Regions from separate parts of the Homo sapiens genome. Here region 1 is linked to region 2. A link is an interaction called in ENCODE POLR2A ChIA-PET data of the cell type or tissue named here. Cell type or tissue: OCI-LY7. All regions are shown on one strand. Each heading gives the region's core, and the rest is flanking DNA. Links, peaks and the distances in the headings are about the cores only. Region 1 overlaps FAM193A (family with sequence similarity 193 member A). Region 2 overlaps TNIP2 (TNFAIP3 interacting protein 2).

Region 1 (12,838 bases), core at 2,860-10,859, 120 kb after region 2:
GTCCCCACCTGCAAGAAAGCTCTCACCAGATGTGGCCCCTCAAACTTAGACTTCTCAGCCTTCCTAACCATGAGAAATAAATTCCTTTTCTTTATTAAAAGAAAGAAAGCACCCAAAACTAGCACCCAAATACAGTTAAGTATTATTTAATAATAAAGTTTAAGTGATGAAAAACTCCATAGACTATTAGTAACAGTCAAGGAAGCTTTGAGGGCTTGTCTCTGGTCTCCTTCCAAAGCGTGGGGGCACTGAGGCTGTTGAGGATTGACCGCAGCCTACTTGTAACCATATTTCTATACCATGCTCCTTCCACCCAATGTAGTGATTCCTCTTTTGAGGCAACCGGACCCATCTGTGTGTCTCTTTTGTTAGGACTGTCAGATCCCCATTGGCAAGGATGGTGATAGGGCCTGTCTTGAGACTGCAAGCAGATCCTTAACTCAGTGCTGGCTTGCTGAGTGCATGCATGCCTGCATGAATGAATGAACGCCACTGGGCGGTAAACAAGCTGTTCTCTACAGCCTTCATGCTCTTCATGGGCATTTCACCTAATACCAGCTCTGTCTACAGCAACGAAAGAATGAACAACCTAAGTAAGACACCGGAGATTTCTCTGTCTCCTTATAAAGGCACACATCAGTGCTCCCCTCACACTGCCCCCATGCCTCGTTCCCTGGGCCTCAAGGTCCTCCAAACAGTACTACCATGAGGTGTCACCTGCTTATCAATCCACCCAATGCTTTTATCCAGTGGCAAAGTCCAGAGGAAAGACAAAGAGGAGAGGAAACAGGTCCTCTCCCGTAGAGAAGAGGGGCCTATCACAGTGTGTGGGGGTGTGACAGCGAGGTCGGCACACATGCGTGAGAAGCTTCCTCTTGCCACATGCTTCTCTTCAGCTCATCCAAACAGAAAGAAAAACACGTTTTCTCTCTTACCAGAGTGCCAAGGAAGGTGCTGATGGAGCGTGCGGCCTGGCAGAGGGCGCCGTACTCCTCAAGCAGGAGGGAGATGAACTGGTGCGCTTGCGGCGGGCCCTGCAGGCCAGATGGTGCCTTCACCTTGGCCGCAGCCGACAGCTGCCGGAGCAGGCGGACCTTCATCTCCAGCACATACTCTCGAGCTTGCTGTTCCAGACGCTGGTACAGCTGGTAGGGGTCCCTCTCGCAGAGCCTGCACAGAGAAGAGGGTCACCAGGGCCTGCCCACCAGGGCCCATGGGTGCTCTGATGTCAGTGAGCATCTTTTCTGAAGCCCTTCCACAGGTGGCCACCTCTAGATGACCACACAGTCACCTTCCTCATAACCACCTGTGAGAAGCACAATCACCCCACCTAATGGATGGGGAATCCGGGGCACAGAGTGTCACTAGGGAACAGCAAGTGACATTTATTGAGCTTTCTCTGTACAGCACTGTCCGTGCACGTGCACTAATTCAGTTCGCTGTGTGTGGGTTCAGTGCCTGCTTTACAGAGGGGACATTTTGGCCCACACAGGTTGGGTGACTTGCGTAAACTCACACAGCTGGAAGAGCACGCTACCACTTCTCAGCAGCTGGCCCCAGACAACATGCTCAGACACGAGGCTGGGGACAACTCTTTTAAAGGCTTATATGTTAACAAGTAAAAAGCACTGATCCCAGGAGAGGTGCCACCTGGCTGCAGATCTGCGGCAGCCTGCTCTTTCCTTCTTTCTAGAAGTTCAGTGTACAATCCAAATGGGTTTGTATTAGGCTTATCAAAAGAGGAAACTTTAGACACAGTTTATCTTTTTTTTTTAACAATTATCCCACCAAAAAAGCAATAAAGGTGTGTAAAATAAAATTTGTAGGCTGAAGAGTAGGAAAAAAAAAATACATGCAACATGACTAAGCCACAAATGCAATGAGCATTTTCATGAATTTCAGGCCAAACTTTGGGATAATCCATTATTTTTGACACAAATGTGTATGATAATCCACATTTTTTTTTTTTTTTTGAGATGGAGTCTCACTCTGTCGCCCAGGCTGGAGTGCAATGGTGTGATCTCGGCTCACTGCAAGCTCCACCTCCTGGGTTCACACAGTTCTCCTGCCTCAGCCTCCCGAATAGCTGGGACTACAGGTGCCCGCCACCACGCCCGGCTAATTTTTTGTATTTTTAGTAGAGACGGGGTTTCACCATGTTAGCCAGGATGGTCCCGATCTCCTGACCTTGTGATCCGCCCGCCTTGGCCTCTCAAAGTACTGGGACTTACAGGCGTGAGCCACCGCACCCGGCCGATAATGCACATTTTAAAACGTATTCTACAGTACTGGCATTGCTATGGTTAAATTTAATTGTATTTTAATCCAGGAGCCTCTAGATGGAAACCTAAAACCACTGATGTAATAATAAAAATTCGTCCATAACCCATCACCAGGAGAAACCAGTTTGAGTTCATCACTCTAACAGAAATGAGTTGTAAAATGTATTAAACTACAGCTCCTGGATTTTACATAGTAAATCCTTTCACCTACATACCATATTATGTCAAAAGAAAAGAAAGTTGTCACCTGTTCTATTTTTAAATTGCCATATTACCTAGGCTATAAAAGACAAGTGCCAAGTAAAATCTTGCAATGGAACATGTGAAGCCTTATGGAAAATGTGGATTAAAAAAATAGTGTAGATGGATGGGATTCCTATTATGGTTAGTATATTTCAGACAGACATTAATTTTTTGAGCATGACAACTGTCATTTCAACTACTAGTATAAAAAACTGTCCTCTGAAACAGAATGCATTTCATCTATTAAAATAAAGCCACAGAAGGTCAAATTTTGACAGAGACAACCAAACTTAGAAGCAGACTGGACACCCACGTCACTGTTCTCTTAGCATGTCGGACTTAGATCTCTTTTTTTTTTTTGTCTATTTCTGTATTTTATAAATTTAAGGAAATAACCATGTGATACTTTTGCAAACAGATTTTTTTTTAAGTTATATAAAAAGAAGGCAGCGGGGCAGGGTGCAGTGGCTCACGCCTATAATCCCAGCACTTTGGGAGGCGAGATTGAGACCATCCTGGCTAACACGGTGAAACCCTGTCTCTACTAAAAATACAAAAAATTAGCCGGGCATGGTGTCAGGCGCCTGTAGTCCCAGCTACTCGCGAGGCTGAGGCAGGAGAATGGCATGAACCCGCCAGGCGGAGCTTGCAGTGAGCCAAGACTGCGCCACTGCACTCCACCCTGGGTGACAGAGCGAGACTCCGTCTCAAAAAAAAAAAAAAAAAGAGAGAGACAGCAATATGCTGAAGAAGCTAGGAAGCTCATTCGCTAACTCACACACACATTCAACAGATGCGGGCACATCAACTACACACTGGCTGCTACTCTAAAGTACTGAAGTTGCAATGTTAATAAGCTGTGAAGTCATGGGTTTGACGTGAAGGTTATACATTTTTTCCTAATACTCACTAGGAAACCTAACTTTGTTGTTTTTTTGTGTTTTTCTTTGGATTTTACTCTGTTGCCCAGGCTGGTGTGCAGTGGAGCGATCCTAGCTCAGTGCAGCACCGAACTCCTGGGCTTAAGAGCTCCTCCTGCCTCAGCCTCCCAAGCAACCGGGACCACAAGTGTGCTTCATCACACCTGGCTAATTTTTTTTATTTTGTGTAGAGACAAGTCACTATGTTGCCCAGGCTAGTCTTGAACTCTTGGGCCCAAGCAATCCTCCCGAAGTGCTGGGATTACAGGTGTGAGCCACCACGCTTGGCTGGAAACCTAACTTCTAATAAAAGCACATACCACAGAGAGGGACCTCATGCAATACCAGTGGCTCACAGGTCAAACCCTGAAAATACTTGGCTGAATTCAATGAGTTAACCTAATCTATGGCTAATCACTATCCCTGCCTCCAGGAAAGAATCTACTGCACAGCAAACATCAGTTTATAAAACTCCCGGCGGGGCGCGGTGGCTCACGCCTGTAATCCCAACACTTTGGGAGGCTGAGGCAGGTGGATCACAAGGTCAGGAGTTCAAGGCCAGCCTGGCCAAGATGATGAACCCTGTCTCTACTAAAAATACAAAAATTAGCTGGGCGCAGCCGGGTGTGGTGGCTCACACCTGTAATCTCAGCACTTTGGGAGGCCGAGGCGGGCAGATCACAACGTCAGGAGATCAAGACCATCCTGGCTAACATGGTGAAACCCCATCTCTACTAAAAATACAAAAAATTAGCTGGGCGTGGTAGTGGGTGCCTGTAGTCCCAGCTACTCGGCAGGCTGAGGCAGGAGAACGGCGTGAACCCAGGAGGCAGAGCTTGCAGTGAGCCCAGATTGCGCCACTGCACTCCAGCCTGGGCGACAGAGCGAGACATCGTCTCAAAAAAAAAAAAAAAATTAGCTGGGCACAGTGGCAGGCGCCTGTAATCCCAGCTACTCAGGAGGCTGAGGCAGGAGAATCACTTGAACTCAGGCAGCAGAGGTTGCAGTGAGCTGAGATTACACCACTGCACATCAGCCTGGGCGACAGAGTGAGACTCCATCTGAAAAAAAAAAAAAAAAAAAAGCCTCCCAAATGTGCTGCATTCAAAATGTGAGAAAGAAACCCAAATGAGAATCAACCCATGAAATGGCCATCTCAAATAAGTTGCTTTCATTTGAAACATTTCAAAAAACATAAAAATATGTTATGTTGCCGGACGCAGTGGCTCACGCCTGTAATCCCAGCACTTTGGGAGGTCAAGGCAGGTGGATTATGTTAGAGACCAACCTGACCAACATGGTGAAACCCCATCTCTATTAAAAATACAAAAATTAGCCGGGCACAGTGGTGGGCACCTGTAATCCCAGCTACTCTGGAGGCTGAGACATAAGAACAGCTTGAATGCGGGAGGCAGGGGTTGCAGTGAGCCAAGATCACGCCATTGGACTACAGCCTGGCTGACAGAGCAAGACTCCATCTCAAAAAAAAAAAAAAAAAAAGTTACATCAAACTATAAGGAAGAATAAAAATTATGGCCACCTCAAATTCTGTGTGGTTACTGAGCATAAGGTATCTGCTGAAGAACGGCTGCGGCATCATGAGAAACAGCCACACGGCCAGGCACGCCTCAGCTGTCTTGGCCTCATGAACCACAGGCACATACACAAGCTACCCAACCTCACAGAGCCCCCATTTTTTCACTTCATAAATGGGCTAACTCGGCCTTTCTCCTTGGGTTGATAAAGGCAAGAGTGCTTGTAAAAGTACTCTGCATCATCCCTGGCACAGGGGGACTCAAAAAGGAAGGTATTATTATCAGTCTTCACACAAACAAGTGACAGAAACATTTCTTGTGTAATTATACAGGCAATAGCGTTTCATCAAAATCAGAAAAATTCAAGACGTTTGACCTAGGGGGCTCACTTTTGCCAGTTCATCTGCTGCAGTCTTGACAGGCACCAAAGGCTAAGCAAACCCAGCTGAGCACTGTAAGGAAAGCCCATCCTGAAAGGAGTGGCTCCAAGTGCAGCAGGGAGGGCAGGGGTTTGCATGGGGCCACAACAGGAAAGGGCAGTATGTACCTATCCACGAGCTCCTTCACTCCCTCCTTGTCAGGCACCAGAGACTGGTCCTGGTCATCTGCCAGCGGGGTTCCTGCCTGGCGGTAGATGCAGCGCACCGTGTAGCGCACTTCTGACCAGTAGTTCTGCAGCTGCTGAGGTTCCCGGTCCGCCTCTGCCGAAATTTCTCTGTGAGACAACACAGGAAGGTTAGAAAGTCACCACAATCTGCTGCCCTTCCTCACCTAGCACACTGTCCTCAGAGGACCTCCCAGGCTCTTGCACCTTGCCCAGCTCCCAGGAGCCGGCAATCAGGCTGCTGTCAGTGCAGGGGGGTGATGGCATCCCCAGCACAGCTCCTAGGGTGCACTCTGCGTAAGATCTTAGCCACTGCACAGATGACAGGAGCATCTGTGGCTAATGTCCACAATTAGGGTACCCACATCCCCACTGCTGACCTGGCCTTCACCTCCAAGGTACTTAATGGGCAGCTTTGCCCCCACCCTTTGGCCCCCACTTGGCTACATGCATTCCTTCCTGAGCCAGAGCACAGAGCATTTTTAGATGTGCTCCTGGGCTGGGCATGGTGGCTCATGCCTGTAATCCCAGCACTCTGGGAGGTGAAGACGGGCTAATCGTTTGAGTCCAGGAGTTTGAGACCAGCCTGGGCAACATGGCGAAGCCCCATCTCTATAAAATATACAAAAATTAGCCCGACATGGTGGTGCGCGCCTGTAGTCCCAGATACCGGGACTGAGGTGGGAGGATCACTTGAGCCTGGAAGGCGGAGGTTGTGGTGAGCGGAGATCACGCCACTGCCCTCCGGCCTGGGGGACAGAGCCAGACCCTGTCTCAAAAAAAAAAAAAAAAAAAAAAAAAGATGAGCTCCAGGGCTCTCCCCTCAGCCACTGAGAAGCAGCCAGTCAGGCTCTCCCCCATCGCTCCTCTCATTCACTGAGGCTGCTCTTAGATTCTGATTATTTAAGGACTCCTTCTCTTGTTCTGAGGATGCTTCCTAGTGCCAGTTCCTCAAGAGCAACAGTTTTTGTCTTACTCATATGGTTCTTTCTCTCAATAGCGAAGCAACTGCCTTACTCTTGTTGCTGTCTGTCACATTAGCCCAGTTTCTCCGTCCAGCTCCAATATGCAGGTCTGCATGTCATTGTGGACAGGTGTGAGCAACGTGGCACACACGTCACATACCTGCGCTCACTGCAGGCCTCGCACGAGCATGCGGTGTCTGAAGGCAGCGTCTGTGCACCCAGAGCGAGCCTCCCACCACTGCCGGCCTCTGGCTGGGAGCCACCAAGCGAGGAGTGAAGAAGAAAATCTTGGCTCTGTTTTAAAAAGAGAACAGAATAGACCAGTTATGTTAAAATGTTCACGGCATCAATTTTTTATTAACTGTTCAGGAAAAATGCCTTTTAAAAAACTGTAAAACCTAAACATTGAAAAGAAACTATCTTGGCCAGATACAGTGGCTCACACTTGTAATCTCAGCACTTTGGGAGTCTGAGGTGGGTGGATCGCTGGGCAACATGGTGAAACACCACTGCTACAAGAAATACAAAAAATAGGCCGGGCGTGTTGGTGCCCGCCTGTAGTCCCAGCTACCCAGGAGGCTGAGGTGACAGGATCACTTGAGCCTGGGAAGTTGAGGCTATAGTCAGCCGTGATCATGCCCCACTGCACTCCTGTCTGGGTGACAGAGACATTGTCACACAGACACACACATACATACAAAAAGGAAACAATTCGGCTGGGCATGGCGGTTCACGCCTGTAATCCCACCATTTTGGGAAGCCGAGATGGGAGGACCACTTGAGCCCAGACGTTTGAGACCAGCCTGGGTAACACAGCAAGACCTCATCTCTATATAAATTTTTTTAAAAAGTTTAAAAATTAATTTATATTAAATTTAAAAAGGAACAGTTTTACTCCCACTGTCCTAATCAGCACACACAATGACCACCTCAGTGGGCACCTCTGGAAAGTGATATGCCCACGGTTGCCTGAGACAGCACATGGTAGAAACCTAGTGGCCTCTCTGAGCCTTGCATCAAGCAGCCGGGGCAGAGGCCTCTCCGTCCTGGGGAATCCCATAGCCTGCACTGCCTGCTCTGAGGAACAAGGAGGCTTAAGAAAGAGAACACTTGGCCGGGGGCAGTGGCTCACGCCTATAATCCCAGCACTTTGGGAGGCCGAGGCAGGCGGATCACCTGAGGTCAGGAGTTCAAGACCAGCCTGACCCACACGGTGAAATCCGTCTCTTCTAAATACACAAAAATTAGCCAGGCATGGTGGGGCACGCCTGTAATCTCAACTACTCGGGAGGCTGAGGTTGCAGTGAGCCGAGATCGCGCCACCGCACTCCAGCCTGAGAAACAGACCGAGACTTTGTCTCAAAAAAAAAAAGAGAGAGAGAACATTGGGCAAAGACCTTCCTATGTCCCACGCCAAAAGGATTTCACCAACAACAACTAGAGAACACAACACAACCCTAGGTTCCTCCTCCCGCTCAGTTACCCTTCCATCGGCACCAAGGCTCCTTCTAGAAGAGGCCCTGAGAAGGACTCTGCTCCTTGGGAACAGGGGCTCAGGGCTCAGGTCTCAGAGCTGAGGGTGCCCACAGGGTGATGCAGGGTGCTAGAGAGCCTTCCCCAGGCTCATGACAGGGGCTGCCAGCTCCATAATCATTGCATCCCCCTGACCCCCACAGCATGAGGAAAAGAAATACAGTCACAAGAGAGACTTCCAGAAAGGAATTCACCTAAGTCTTGAGTATTGCACTATTCCCACTCTGGTCCCCACAAGGAAAAGTGTGCTCTCCTCACCAACCCCTCCCCCAGTCAAGCATGAAGCCACTGAGACAAGCCCCCAGAGAGACGGGTGGTGGCCTGTGGCAAGGAGCCTGGGGCTCACCCTGGGCTGGACTTGGCAAGGTCTGTTCAGATGCTTGCACTACCCCAGTCTGCTGCTGAGCCAAGCACAAGGAAACTCCCAAGGGCCTGTGGCAGGTGCTGTGGAGTTGGGTCACACAGACACTGGTGCAGGCCTTGCAGGTAAGACCCTGCAGCAGAAAAGCCTGAGCGTTGCTAAGTGGGCAGAGGATTAAGACAGCAGGGGACCGGCCAGGCGCGGTGGCTCACGCCTGTAATCCCAGCACTTTGGGAGGCCAAGGCGGGCAGATCACGAGGTCAAGAGATCGAGACCCTTCTGGCCAACATGGTGAAACCCTGTCTCTACTAAAAAAGCACAAAAATTAGCTGGGTGTGGTGGCGCTCGCCTGTAGTCCCAGCTACTCGGGAGGCTGAGGCAGGAGAATTGCTTGAACCCGAAGGCAGAGCTTGCAGTGAGCCGAGATCGCGCCACCGCACTCCAGCCTGGTGACAAAGCAAGACTCCGTCTCAAAAAAAAAAGACAGCAGGGGACCCAGCTCAGCTGCCGCCAGCACACAGGAGGGTAAGAGCTTGTGTCATCCTGAAAGAATCCCACCCCAAATAGGTCCTGCTGGGGAAGCAGACCCCAGAATTACACCATGAGGGAAGGGGGGCAGAGTGCGGGACAGCAGTGGTAGGGGGTTGGGGGCAGGCTGGTTGTGTCACACAGTTTCCACTAGACAGTCCAGCACGAAGTCCCTACCAAGGTCTCAGAAGTGCCCAAAGGTCTGAATGTTTTGCTCTGTTCTGAATGTTTGTGCCCCCGCCCGCCCCCGTTCATAAGTTGAAATTTTAACCCCTAAGGTAATGTATCAGGAAGTAGGGCCTTTAGGTGGTGATTAGGTCATGAGGTCGGAGTCTTCGTGAATGGAATTAGTGTCCTTTTATAAAGAAGGCCCCAGAGAGCTGCCACATCCTTCCACCGCACGAGGACAGAGAGAGGGCACCAGCTATGAACCAAAGCTTGGCCCTTCCCAGGCACCAATCTGCCAGCACCTTGATCTTAGACCTTCCAGCCCTCCAGACTATAAGATATAAATGTCCGCTGTTTACAAGCAGCTTAGCCCATGGCATTTTGTTGCAGCAGCCTGAGCATGCTAAAGCAGCACCCCCGCCACCAACAAGAAAGAGCCAGCAACCACTGGGCCACCCATTAGGACCACAGGCCTAGCGCTAGTGGGCCAAAAAGAACCTAGACAACCCAGCAGAGAACAAAGACCCCCAAGTCTCCGCTCCAGTGCCCCTTCTCCATCCTGGAGGAACAGGACAGGCATAAGGAAGCAGGACATACACCACCGCCCTCTGCCCTTGGGGACTCCTGCCATCACTTAACATGAGGGGAAGAGGCTTTGAATTAATTAGATGAGACATTTAGGTTTTTTTTTTTTTTTTTTTTTTTTTTGGAGACAGGGTCTCGCTCTATCACCCAGGCTGGAGTGCAGTGGTGCAATCTCAGCTCACTGCAACCTCCGCCTCCCAGGCTCAAGCAATCGTCTCACCTCAGCCTCCTGAGTAGCTGGGACCAAAGGCATGCGCCACCACACCTGGCTTAATTTTTCGTATTTTTGGTAGACACAGGGCTTCGCCATGTTGCTCAGGCTGGTCTCAAACTCCTGAGCTCAAGTGATCCGCCCACCTTCATTTCCCAAAGTGCTGGGATTACAGGCGTGAGCCACCACACTAAGCCACATTTAGGTTTTTATGTAGACTGGACCTGAGTACCTGAAAATGTGGTTATTCCAATACCAAAAGTGGCTGGAAGGCCATGGAGTTCTGACTGAAGAGGCATGGTAGGGCAAGGAGAGGGCAGTGGTAGAAGAGGCTGTTCCCTAAGCGAGTCCGTTCCCTTCAACAAGCGAGGTTCACGCTCTCCTCCATCCCACGCCCATCTAACAGCAAAGTTGTCCACTCCACCTCAATCCTAAGCACCTCCACAATCCACCCATTCTTCCTCCGCTGCTTCCAACCCAGTCTAAGCCATCATCACCTACCTCTTGCCTGCACAGCTGCACTGGCTCTCTCTAGTGGCACACCTATTTCCGTATGTACTAATCATCCATTCTCCAAGCAGCAGCAGAGTGAGATCACAGAGCTCCCTACATAAAACCTCTGTTCTCCTCCACTTCACTTAGGAGCAAACACCGTATTTCTTACCACAGCTTTCAAGGTTGCTCAGGTCAAAGTTCTGCTTTTAAGTCACTGCCCTTGCTCCCTTTGCCTCGTACCCTTAGTCAGTGAGCCTCTGATTGGCTTCTGGTAGACTGTAGAATACTGTCCCATCAGGCCTCAGCAAAAAGATCACCTACTGAGGGAGGCTGGTTGAGTCAATTAATTTTTTTGCCTCTCAACTCCAAATCCACCCTTCTTCGCCACACTTACAATGAAGGAGCTGCACCCTGTAAACATTTCTCCTCTGCCAGCAGGTAGGTACAATGTGTGGTCCTATGGGTGGAGGGTACTACAGGGACGGTGAAGAAGAAGGGGTCTCCCTCCAGGTTCCTGTGCTTTTCTCATCTTGCTCTTACCCTGAGGCAGCTCCTCATCAGTGGTGTGTGGGGGACTGAGAGGCACGCACTCTCCAGCACTCAGTCCCAGCCTGCAGGACCTCAGGGAGCCTCTCTGCTACCCAGTGGGGCATAATGACACCCCCTCCATGTCAGGGCCTCTTCCAAGTTTGTTCCTTTCTTGAGTCCCCTCCCTAAGCTCCCGTTAGTGGCTGCTCCCTAAATCTGCCCCGGCCATATTCTTTAGCATTCACTTCACGGATCTGGGTGGCTGACCTGTCGCTACTTGTTAATTACTTTTTTTTTTTTTTTTTTTTTTGAGACGGAGTTGCAGTCTTCTTGCCCAGGCTGGAGTGCAATGCTGTGATATCGGCTCACTGCAAACTCCGCCTCCTGGGTTCAAACGATTCTCCTGAGTAGCTGGGATTACGGGAGCCCACCACCACCCCTGGCTAATTTTTGTATTTTTAGTAGAGACGGGGTTACACCACGTTGACAAGGCTGGTCTCCCAACTCCTGACCTCAGGCGATCCCGCCTGCCTCAGCCTCCCAGAGTGCTGGATTACAGGCATGAGCCACACACCCTGCCACTTGCTAATTATTCTTTATGTTAAAAATGTGTTTGTTCTGATTATGAGCGCGGTGCCCATCTCCTGAGCTCTAGCTTACCCATCAACCTAAACACCCCAGTTAATCTCCTCTATTAAACTGCTATCTGAAATCCTGGTGTTCTACTGTGTTCTTGTTTTTTTATGTGTCTTCAACACTGGAATTCATGGTTCATGAGAGCCAGAACCTATCTACTTGCTCACTATGGTACATCAGTGCCTATCATCATGGCTGGAACGCAGTACACTCAGAAAAGCAATCAAGAACTTGGGAAAGCAACATTTCCTGGAGACAAGACATGAAAGTAAGTCTTAAAATAGGGTACATGATGACTACATATTAAATCCTTAAATGTGTCCCATTATAGCACTCATCATATACAGATTTAACCTCAGTCATGTTTCACCCAAGTCTAACACAATTTAAAAGAAAAATAACAAAATCCAGCAATTAACAATGTAAAATTCACAATGTCCAGCATCCAGTAACGAAACCAAAAGCAGGACAATGACTCCTAAGAAGGAGGAAAAGCCAATCAATAGAAACAGATCCCCCAGGCCAGGTGCAGTGGCTCACGCTTGTAATCCCAGCACTTTCAGAGGATGAGGCGAGTGGATCACTTGAGGTCAGGTGTTCGAGACCAGCCTCACCAAGATGGCAAAATCCCAACTCTACTAAAAATACAAAATGTAGCCAGGCATGGAGGCACAAGCCTGCAATCCCAGCCACTCGAGAGGTTGAGGCAGGAGAATTGTTTGAACCGAGGAAGGGGAGGGGAGGTTGCAGTGAGACTAGATCGTGCCACTGCACTCCAGCCTGGGTGACAGAGAGAGACATTGTCTCAAAACAATAAAAGAAAGAAAGAAAGAAATTCCCCAGTCCAGCCACGGTGGCTCACGCCTATTATCCCAGCACTTTGGGAGGCAGAGGCGGGCGGGACCACCTGAGGTCAGGAATTCGAGAGCAGCCTGGCCAACATGAGGAAACCCCATCTCTACTAAAAATACAAAAATTACCCCACCTCTACTAAAAATACAAAAATTAGTATTTTTAGCTCTACTAAAAATACAAAAATACAAAAATTAGCATGGTGGCACGTGCCTGTAATCCCAGCTACTCAGGAGGCTGAAGCAGGAGAATCGTTTGAACCCAGGAGGCGGAGGTTGCAGTGAGCCGAGATTACACCACTGCAGTCCAGCCTGGGTGACACACTGAGGACTCCGTCTCAAAAAAATAAAAAAGAAAAAAAGAAACAGATCTCCCCAAAAATAGAGATGATA
Region 2 (8,569 bases), core at 570-8,569:
AGCTTGGGCTCCTCCGTGACTTTTCTGAAACTGTTTCTTCACTTGTGGGATGGACTAGTTGAGCCTGCTTCACCTCCTTCATGTAATGTACTGTTTATTTTGGAGGATTCTTTGAAAACGGAAAAGTACAAATTTAAGGCCAGATATTAAAAAATTGTCAGGTCAGATGTGGTGGCTCGTGCCTATAATCCCAGCACTTTGGGAGGCTGAGGCAGGCGGATCACTCAAGTCCAGGACCAGACTGGGCAAAGTGGTGAAACCTTGTCTCTGCAAAAAATACAGAAATTAGCCAGGTACGGTGGCATGCACTTGTAATCCAACTACTTAGGGTGCTGAGGCAAGAGGATCACTTGAGTCTGGGAGGTGGAGGCTACAGTGAACCATGGTGGCACCACTGTACTCCAGCCTGGGTGACAGGGCGAGACCCTATCTCAAAATAAAATTGTCATTTTAAGAACCTTTTTAAATTCTTTAAGAAGTAATTGGGGTTGGGTGTGTTAATTTCCTAGAGCTGCTGTAACAAAGTAACACAAACTGGGGGGCTTCAAGCAACAGAAATTTAATCTTTCACAGTTCTAGAGGCCAGAAGCCAGAAACCAAGGCATCGGCTCTCTCTCAAGGTTCTAGGGAAGGACCCTTCCTCGCCTCTTCAGCTTCCTGTGGGGGCCACCAATCCTTGGTGTTCCTTGGCCTTTATCCACAAGACAAGACGTCACTCCTATCTTTGTTGTCACGTGGTCGTCTTCTCTCTGTGTGTCTGTCCAGACTTCTGTCTGCTTACAAGGACACCAGTCCCGTCCTAATCCATTTTGTCCCCACCTTAACTAATTACATCTGCAAAGACCCTATCTCTAAGTAAGGTTTCATTCCCAGATACCGGGGAATGGGAGGTTTGGTTGTGGACATCTTTTTGGGGTTACCCACCACAGTGGAGTTTCTACCTATCCCATCAAAAAAGTGCTTGGAATTGCCACTTTGATAATTTGATGATAACTGGGTGTGGTGGCTTGAGCCTGTAGTCCCAGCTATTCAGGAGGCTGAGGTGGGAGGATTTGCTTGAGCCTAGGAGTTTAAGACCAGCTTGGGCTATATATAGCGAAACCCTCATCTCAAAAAAACATTTTGATGATATGAAATCTAAAATTATGAACTTGCTTGTGAAAATAGAATTTGGCAGGGCGTGGTGGCTCACACCTGTCATCCCAGCACTTTGGGAAGCCAAGGCGGGTGGATCTCTTGAGCCCAGGAGTTCAAGACCAGCCTGAGCATCACAGCAAAACCCTGTCTCTACAAAATACAAAAAAGTTAACCAGGCACGGTGGCACGTGCCTGTAGTCCCAGCTACTCAGGTTAGGATGGAGAATCGCTTGGGCCTGGGGAGGTCGAGGCTGCAGTGAGCCATGATTGTGCCACTGCACTCTAGCCTGGGTGACAGTGAGACCCTGCCTCAAAAAAAAAAAAAAAAAAATTGCTGGGCGCAGTGGCTCACGCCTATAATCCCAGTACTTTGGGAGGCCAAGGCTGGCGGATCATCTAAGGTCAGGAATTCGAGATTAGCCTGGCCAACATGGTGAAACCCCGTCTCTACTAAAAATATAAAAATTGGGCCAGGCGTGGTGGCTCACGCCTGTAATCCCAGCACTTTGGGAGGCTGAGGTGGGCGGATGCCGAGGTAGGCGGATCATGAGGTCAGGAGATCGAGACCATCCTGGCTAACATGGTGAAACCCCATCTCTACTAAAAATACAAAAAATTAGCTGGGCGTGGTGGCGTGTGCCTGTAGTCCCAGCTACTCGGAAGGCTGAGGCAGGAGAATGGTGTGAACCTCTGAGGCGGAGCTTGCAGTGAGCTGAGATCGCTCCACTGCACTCGAGCCTGAGCGACAGAGCGAGACTCCGTCTCAAAAAAAAAAAAAATTCTTTTAGCTGGGCTTGGTGGTGGGCTCTATAATCCCAGCTACTGAGGAGGCTGAGGTGGGAGAATCGCTTGAACCTGGGAGGTGGAGGTTGCAGCGAGCCAAGATTGTGCCATTGCACTCCAGCCTGGGCAACAGAGTGAAACTCTGTCTCAAAAAAAAAAAAAATTTGAGATGAAGTTTCAGAACAGAACATTGTAGGCTGAAAAACTCCAGAGTTAATAGTTCAAATGCCCAACTTCTGAGTGAGTAATTGTTAGTTCAAACGCCCAACTTCTGAGTGAGTATGTTTGTGTCTGGTGATGGGGCATCCACGCCAGGTCTTCTTTTGCTTTCTGAACATTTGCTCTTGACACTGCTTCTTTTAATTCAGTAAACTGTGCTTTTAAATCTTCCACTTAGGAAATTGAGAGGCTGACTGAGCGACTAGAAGAAAAAGAGAGGGAGATGCAGCAGCTGCTGAGCCAGCCCCAACACGAGCGAGAGAAGGAAGTCGTCCTGCTACGGAGGAGCATGGCAGAAGGGGAGCGCGCCCGGGCCGCCAGTGACGTCCTGTGCCGCTCCTTGGCCAACGAGACCCATCAGCTGCGGAGGACGCTGACCGCCACCGCCCACATGTGTCAGCATCTGGCCAAGTGTCTGGATGAACGACAGCATGCACAAAGGAATGTGGGGGAGAGAAGTCCTGACCAGGTAGGCCACAGTGTAAGCAGAGTGTGGGGAAGACCTCTGTGTGCTGGGAGCATCGCCTACAGGCCCCTGATCACAGAGGTGGGGGGGCGCCCCAGAACCCACTTCTGTTCTCAGTAACGAGAGTCAGCTGACGGGGCAAAGCTCACTCATCCAAGGGTTTCTTTTAAAATGATGGAACATGCAAAATGTAATAGGAAAGCAGGCAGCCACCTCACTGCCCAGCACCAGGCCTGTGGCCGACCCCGCTCCCAGGTGGGAGATGGCACTTGGCTTTCATCTGCCTCAGCTGAGGATGAGGAGGAGGAGCTGAGCCTGGCAGAGCTGCCTGGAGGAAGTGTAGTCACATCCTCCATCCGAGGAAACTGAAGCAGAGCCAGGTGGTACTGCTGGGGATGGGGAGTGCCTCCAGTTCCACACCCCAAACTCCTGGAAGGACCGTGAGTGCCCGCCTTCTTCAGGCTCAGTGTGTCTGAGTGCATGCAGGCACAGCTGGAACCGCCATCTCCAAAGCTGGCTTTAGGCATGTCCTTGCCAGCAGCACGGCCTCCCGCAAGCTTGGAGACCTGGCTCAGGGCCACAGCCTCCTCATCATCAAAGCAAGGGCCGGGGGCAGCGGCACCAAGTGACAGTGAGGGCCAAAGAAGGGTTCGCTGGACCTCCAGGATAGGCTGGATCTGGGCTGTAGCTCTCTGTGGGGTCTAGTGGGAGAGAGAAGGACCGTGGGAGTTTCAGCATCAGGAGAAACCAGGGGGCTCCTAGGCAGAAAAGTAGGGGAGCAGTGGCCCAAGGCATCTGTGTGCCAGGCACCTTCCATCTTGCTGGTGCTTGTGGTGGTCTGTGTGTGGCAGGCAGGGGAATGGAGGCACTCCGTGCACATCTCACCTAGGCTGAGACCCCATCTCACTCGCACTGCCGGGCACAGGGCCTCTCGCTCGGGTCCTTTCTAGGCAGTTCTCTGAGGCAGCACCAAGGTTCATGCAGAAACACACGCGCTGGGATGTTCTGTGGCAGACAGTACATCCCGCACCCATCAGCAGCTTCACCGAGGCGCCCACTGGGGAGAAGGTTGGTCTGAGAACTGCCCACCTCAGCTGGGTGGATTCCAGGCGGGGAACCTCAGAGAGGACACAGCTGCATTCAGAAACCAGAGGAAAAGTGCCGTCTGGGCGGAGGCAGGGTGTTCTGGTCTGATTTTGAGTCACTGTGTCATTTCCCTCTGGGGATTTGAAAGGAGCCACACACAGTGTTGAGCCTGAGGCGGGGGTGGGGCCAGTGGCAGGGTAGGCCCTCATCACAGTCTCTAAATAAGTGTCACTTCTCAGCCCTGAACTCAGCTGAGTCACCCGGGGCTTCCCGGTGTAGGCTGTGTTAGGACGTGCACTTCCTTTGTCATTTGAGGGGAATTCTCAAAAATTATGTCACTGAGATACAGTCAGAATTGTAGGGTACACACGAGTTTCAGGAGACTTTTCATTCAGCTCTGTAGTTGTTAGTGGGGGTTGGTTTGGGTTGTGGCTTCGGTGACTCCTGACCCTGCGTGGGGCAGAGGTTAGATTCCTGTGTCCAGAATCACCTGGTTGAACCCGATTGTCTGCAGACAGGACAGTGTCATGGGCTCCAAAGGAGGTAAGCAGGGTGCATGGCCAGGCCCACCCTGGGCAGCTGGGGGCCCCCTCACTGGAGATCCTCTGGTTTACAATGGGATTCAGCTTCCTGCCTTCCCTGCTGTCTGTGATAATGGCAAATCTCTGGCAATGAGAAGACTTTATCATGTCTGGTGTGCCAATCCCTGCAGACATTATGGCTTTAGAATATTTACATTCCAAATATTTAAAAGACAAACAGCTCAAACTGGTAGGTGGGACGGGATAAGGACAGTGTGAAAGGTGGTGTGGCCTGAAGACCTCCCATCCGGGCTCTGGCCTGGGCCAGGTGGGGTGGGCCTGGGCAGGGAGAAGGTGGTCCCTTGTCCCTGCTTTGCTTCTCTACCAAATGAATGATCACTACCCGCTGCACTGGGGGACGCAGTGATAATCTGTGGCCTCAGCCTCTGGGTCTAGCTTTCTCCCCTCTTGCTGTATGTGACAGAGTGTCTTCTCTCTGTCCCTTCCTCATGCAGTCGGAACACACAGATGGGCACACCTCTGTCCAGAGTGTTATTGAGAAGTTGCAGGAAGAAAATCGACTGTTAAAACAGAAGGTGACTCACGTGAGTGTCTTTCACATTTCGTTTGAGAAGAACACATGGCTTACAAACTGTAAGTGAGGGTTCTTTCCTTGGCTGATGCCCAGAGTCGCCCCCCGCCCTCTGGCCACTAGGACTTGATACACACAGTCCCTAGAGACTGGACTTTTTTGCTTAAAACGACGTACGGGACATGTCCTGTCCATCTCCATCCCCCTAAAATTAATCCACAAGTCAGTAAAGGAGATGCAAGAGTTAGCAGCAGGAGGTCCATTTTCTAAGACAGCAAAGCTGCACCGAGTCCACCTCCGTTCATGCTGCTTGCGTACGGGTGTCATCGTGCTGCCTCAGGATTCTCTAGCGGGCCTAGTGTCTGCTCTCTACAGAACAGGGAGGGGCAGCTTCCATTTAAGAGGAAACTCTCACTCAGCGAATCACTGCTAATACATAATTCACACTGGGTGCTGGCTTGAGCAGCTTTGTCAGCTGCCTTCACCGTGAGCTTTCCGGCTCCACCTCTTCAGGTTGAAGACCTCAATGCCAAGTGGCAGCGCTACAACGCCAGCAGGGACGAATACGTGAGGGGGCTCCATGCGCAGCTCAGGGGGCTGCAGATCCCCCACGAGCCCGAGCTGATGAGGAAGGAGATCTCCCGGCTCAACAGACAGTTGGAAGAGAAAATAAATGACTGTGCCGAAGTGAAGCAGGAGCTGGCGGCCTCCAGGACGGCCCGGGATGCTGCGTTGGAGCGGGTGCAGATGCTGGAACAGCAGGTGTCTGTCCCTCGGGCTCCGGACGGCACTGACCAGATGTCTGCTGGCCGGTGGTGGCCGAAATCATGGGACAGGCTGGGCTGAAGGCTTGGTGGCACTGAGTGGGCAGTGGTCACTGTGGGGGTGGGAGAAGCCTGGTGGGGCGCTTCCTCCTTCCTTGAGCAGAAATGTGTGTCTCGCCTCTCTTCAGATTCTCGCTTACAAGGATGACTTCATGTCAGAAAGGGCCGATCGGGAACGGGCTCAAAGTAGGATTCAAGAACTGGAGGAAAAGGTCGCCTCTTTGCTGCACCAGGTGTCCTGGAGACAGGTAGAGTATGAGGGCGTTTTTCTTCCTGCTTAGGTTTAGTGTTTTTGTTTCTCTTCTCATGAGATTAGAGCCTTTCTGTGTCTGCCAAGGCCCTGATTTGCTGGTGATGAGGGTTGTGGCGAGCCCCTCCCTGCTGTGGGGAGAGCCACCTGGCCTGGTACCTGGGCGTGGTCATGGAAAGCCTCCCTGTTATACTGTTTAGTTATGGAGGAGGCTGGCATGGCGGCCTGTCTTAGCAGAGGTGGCTGTCCTCAGGGCCCGTCCGTCACTGTCATGCAGTCAGAGAGCATATCTCGGGCCTCAAAGTGTGAGCTCCCTACGTGTCCTGACCTGTCTGTGAGACGGGAACCCCGCTTACCTTGTCATGTAGATGTGATGGCCCTGGGTGTCCAGTAACATCCCCAGCTCAGCCTGGCACGTGGAGCTGGGCCTTGCAGGGCAGGGGCCCCTCACCCCACCCCTGGGCTCAGTGCTTTTCCTACCATGGGGTGCCTTGAGGGAGGCCTGGCATGAATGGGAACCGATGAAGTTCCTCAGTGTGTGACCCATGGCCTCTTCCTTCTCCTCACTGACTTGTGCTCTGCAAAAATCCAGGAGAAGTTTATGTAGCTCCTCATCAAGTACCTAACACACTTTTGGCCCTGGGAATAGCCTGGGCCCCACTCAAAGAGCTTCCTCTCCTGGCACAGACTGAACAGTAGTGATGCCTCTTGAGAATCGATGCGTCCCGGGCTGGAGCTAGGACGTCAGCCGTGTTTCAGGGTGTGAACAGGGACCCTGGGGCTGTGAGGCCACCCCCCACTGCCCTGTTCCGAGCAGCCACTGGGCCTCAGTGGTTTCTGCTTCTCCTCCGCATGAAGGGCACGGGAGAGTCATGGTGGACTATGGGACTAACCCTGGGACTAAGTCTGCAGCAGAGGGCTGGACAGGTTTTTCTGGCCTTCATGAATTCAAGGAAGCATGTGATTTGGATTGAAGGAGCACTATTGGTACAATCGTGAGGATGGTCTCAGGCCGCCTCTTGAAGATTTTGGACCAGATGAACTGGTTCCAGACTTGCAGGCCCAGATTCTTACCCCCGGGGGTAAAGTTCCTGGTGGGGCCTGCAGACCTTGTACTAAGTGGCCTCTGGTTCCCTTTCAACAGTAGCCTGTGGCCCCTCGAGGGTTGCTCAGTCCCTAGATGGCACAGCCAGGGACAGTGGTGCTGAAGGCATGGGTGATAAGCTGTAGTCCCACTGGGGAAAGTCCACATTCAGACAGGAAGTGGAAGCACCAAGGCCTGCTGGAATGAAGTTCCCAGGCAAGCAGTGAGGGCCACAGGCTGCAGTGCTTCAGGACGGATGTTTGGAGAACATGTGCCAGATCATGCCAGGTGGTTGGTGGGGCCAAGCCAGGGACACCTCTTGCTGCTACTGAAGGACCCCCTGAGCCCCAGAGTGCTCAGCACCCCCAGGCCCCACAGAGGAGGTGCAGAGTAGGGTTGGTACTCAGTTTGCCCAGCTCCCCACCAGAGGCTCTGCCACCTCCACTCTGTGGTGGCCTGTGGGCCACGTCATCAGGGCCACCTTCTCAGTCAGGTCTCCTGGGGCCGATAGGTCCAACTGAACAGGACTTCCACCAAGGGGCTGGGGGGTGGACCACGCCAGGGCCTACTTCTTCATGAGCACATGACGGAGCGTGTGTGTGATCCTCAGTCATTCACTGAGCGCCCCCTTGTCTGGGCTCTGGGGCGCAGCAGGAAGCAAAGTGAGGGGCTGAAGTTCCGCTCAGGGATAGGTGAAGTGCCTCTGGTTGCTGGAACCTGAGACCTGGCTTTGTGACCGTCAGCACAGCCCACGTATATACACCCTTGCCTTTTCTCCAGGATTCTCGAGAGCCAGACGCCGGCCGGATTCACGCTGGGAGCAAAACTGCCAAGTATTTGGCCGCCGACGCATTAGAGCTTATGGTGCCTGGTGGCTGGAGGCCTGGGACTGGGTCCCAGCAGCCAGAACCCCCTGCAGAGGGCGGGCATCCTGGCGCGGCCCAGAGAGGCCAGGGGGACCTTCAGTGCCCTCACTGCCTGCAGTGCTTCAGTGACGAGCAAGGGGAAGAGCTCCTCAGGCATGTGGCTGAGTGCTGCCAGTGACCGAGACTCACCCGTGCCCTTGCGGCCTCCTGGCCCGGTGCAGCTGCCCTCAGGGACAGGGTGGGTGCTCTCAGATGCCATGGGTTGAGCTCTACTGAGAGCCAAGGCCCCTAGAATAGTTGCGGGGCACTCTGATCGTTCACTTTGGTCCCTTTGGCTATGGAACAGGCTGGGTCACAGGGAACTGCCAGTGAGGCTGGAGGCTGGAGGTGGAGATGGGGTCAGGAACATCTGGCAGAGGGAGGTCCCAGTCTGTGTCTCCATCAGGCTTAAGCCAGAGCTATCTGGTGCTGGTGTGCCAGCCCCTCCCCCAGCCTGCCTAGAAAGGGGTGGCTGCCTGAGGGAGTCACTTGTATGGTCCCCAGGGTGGGAGCCCCATCCTGTTCTATGGAATAAAGCGTCGCCTCTCTGCCTCGAACCAGTCAAATGGAGTATTGCGGCTGCACGTCACACTAGGGTGGCCACCCCCGCCATTGCGAGCCACATGTCTGCACTGAGAAACTGCATTTCAGTAGCATTTGTCATCCAGCCGGAAGTTAAAGCACACTTACTTTATTCACCTA

What was found. ChIA-PET counts read pairs that join two places held together with the same protein. Peaks named below come from ENCODE experiments on the same cell type or tissue, not always from the same donor. Only the 100,000 strongest peaks of a DNase experiment are listed, where the experiment ranks them.
Region 1: POLR2A ChIA-PET joins it to region 2 with 9 read pairs; 2 of 35 experiments call an interaction of 5 or more read pairs at or near these places.

What each region holds. Positions count from the first base shown.
Region 1 is chr4:2,619,267-2,632,104 of GRCh38, reverse strand. FAM193A (family with sequence similarity 193 member A) reads right to left here. Exons shown (of 21, transcript NM_001366318.2): 3 at 6,710-6,843; 4 at 5,528-5,695; 5 at 936-1,170. Among named protein-coding and RNA genes, the nearest start is that of FAM193A, 89 kb to the right of the region's middle. RefSeq lists enhancers at 612-1,111, 1,112-1,613, 7,597-8,391. In OCI-LY7, for the core only: no CTCF peak of the experiment used is centred there; no DNase peak of the experiment used is centred there.
Region 2 is chr4:2,741,694-2,750,262 of GRCh38, reverse strand. TNIP2 (TNFAIP3 interacting protein 2) reads left to right here. Exons shown (of 6, transcript NM_024309.4): 2 at 2,318-2,608; 3 at 4,728-4,817; 4 at 5,318-5,566; 5 at 5,757-5,876; 6 at 7,743-8,569. The coding sequence ends at 8,006. Among named protein-coding and RNA genes, the nearest start is that of TNIP2, 10 kb to the left of the region's middle. RefSeq lists enhancers at 2,426-2,475, 3,886-4,325, 4,921-5,421. In OCI-LY7, for the core only: no CTCF peak of the experiment used is centred there; DNase peaks (open chromatin) are centred at 1,842 and 3,832; H3K27ac peaks cover 1,888 bases.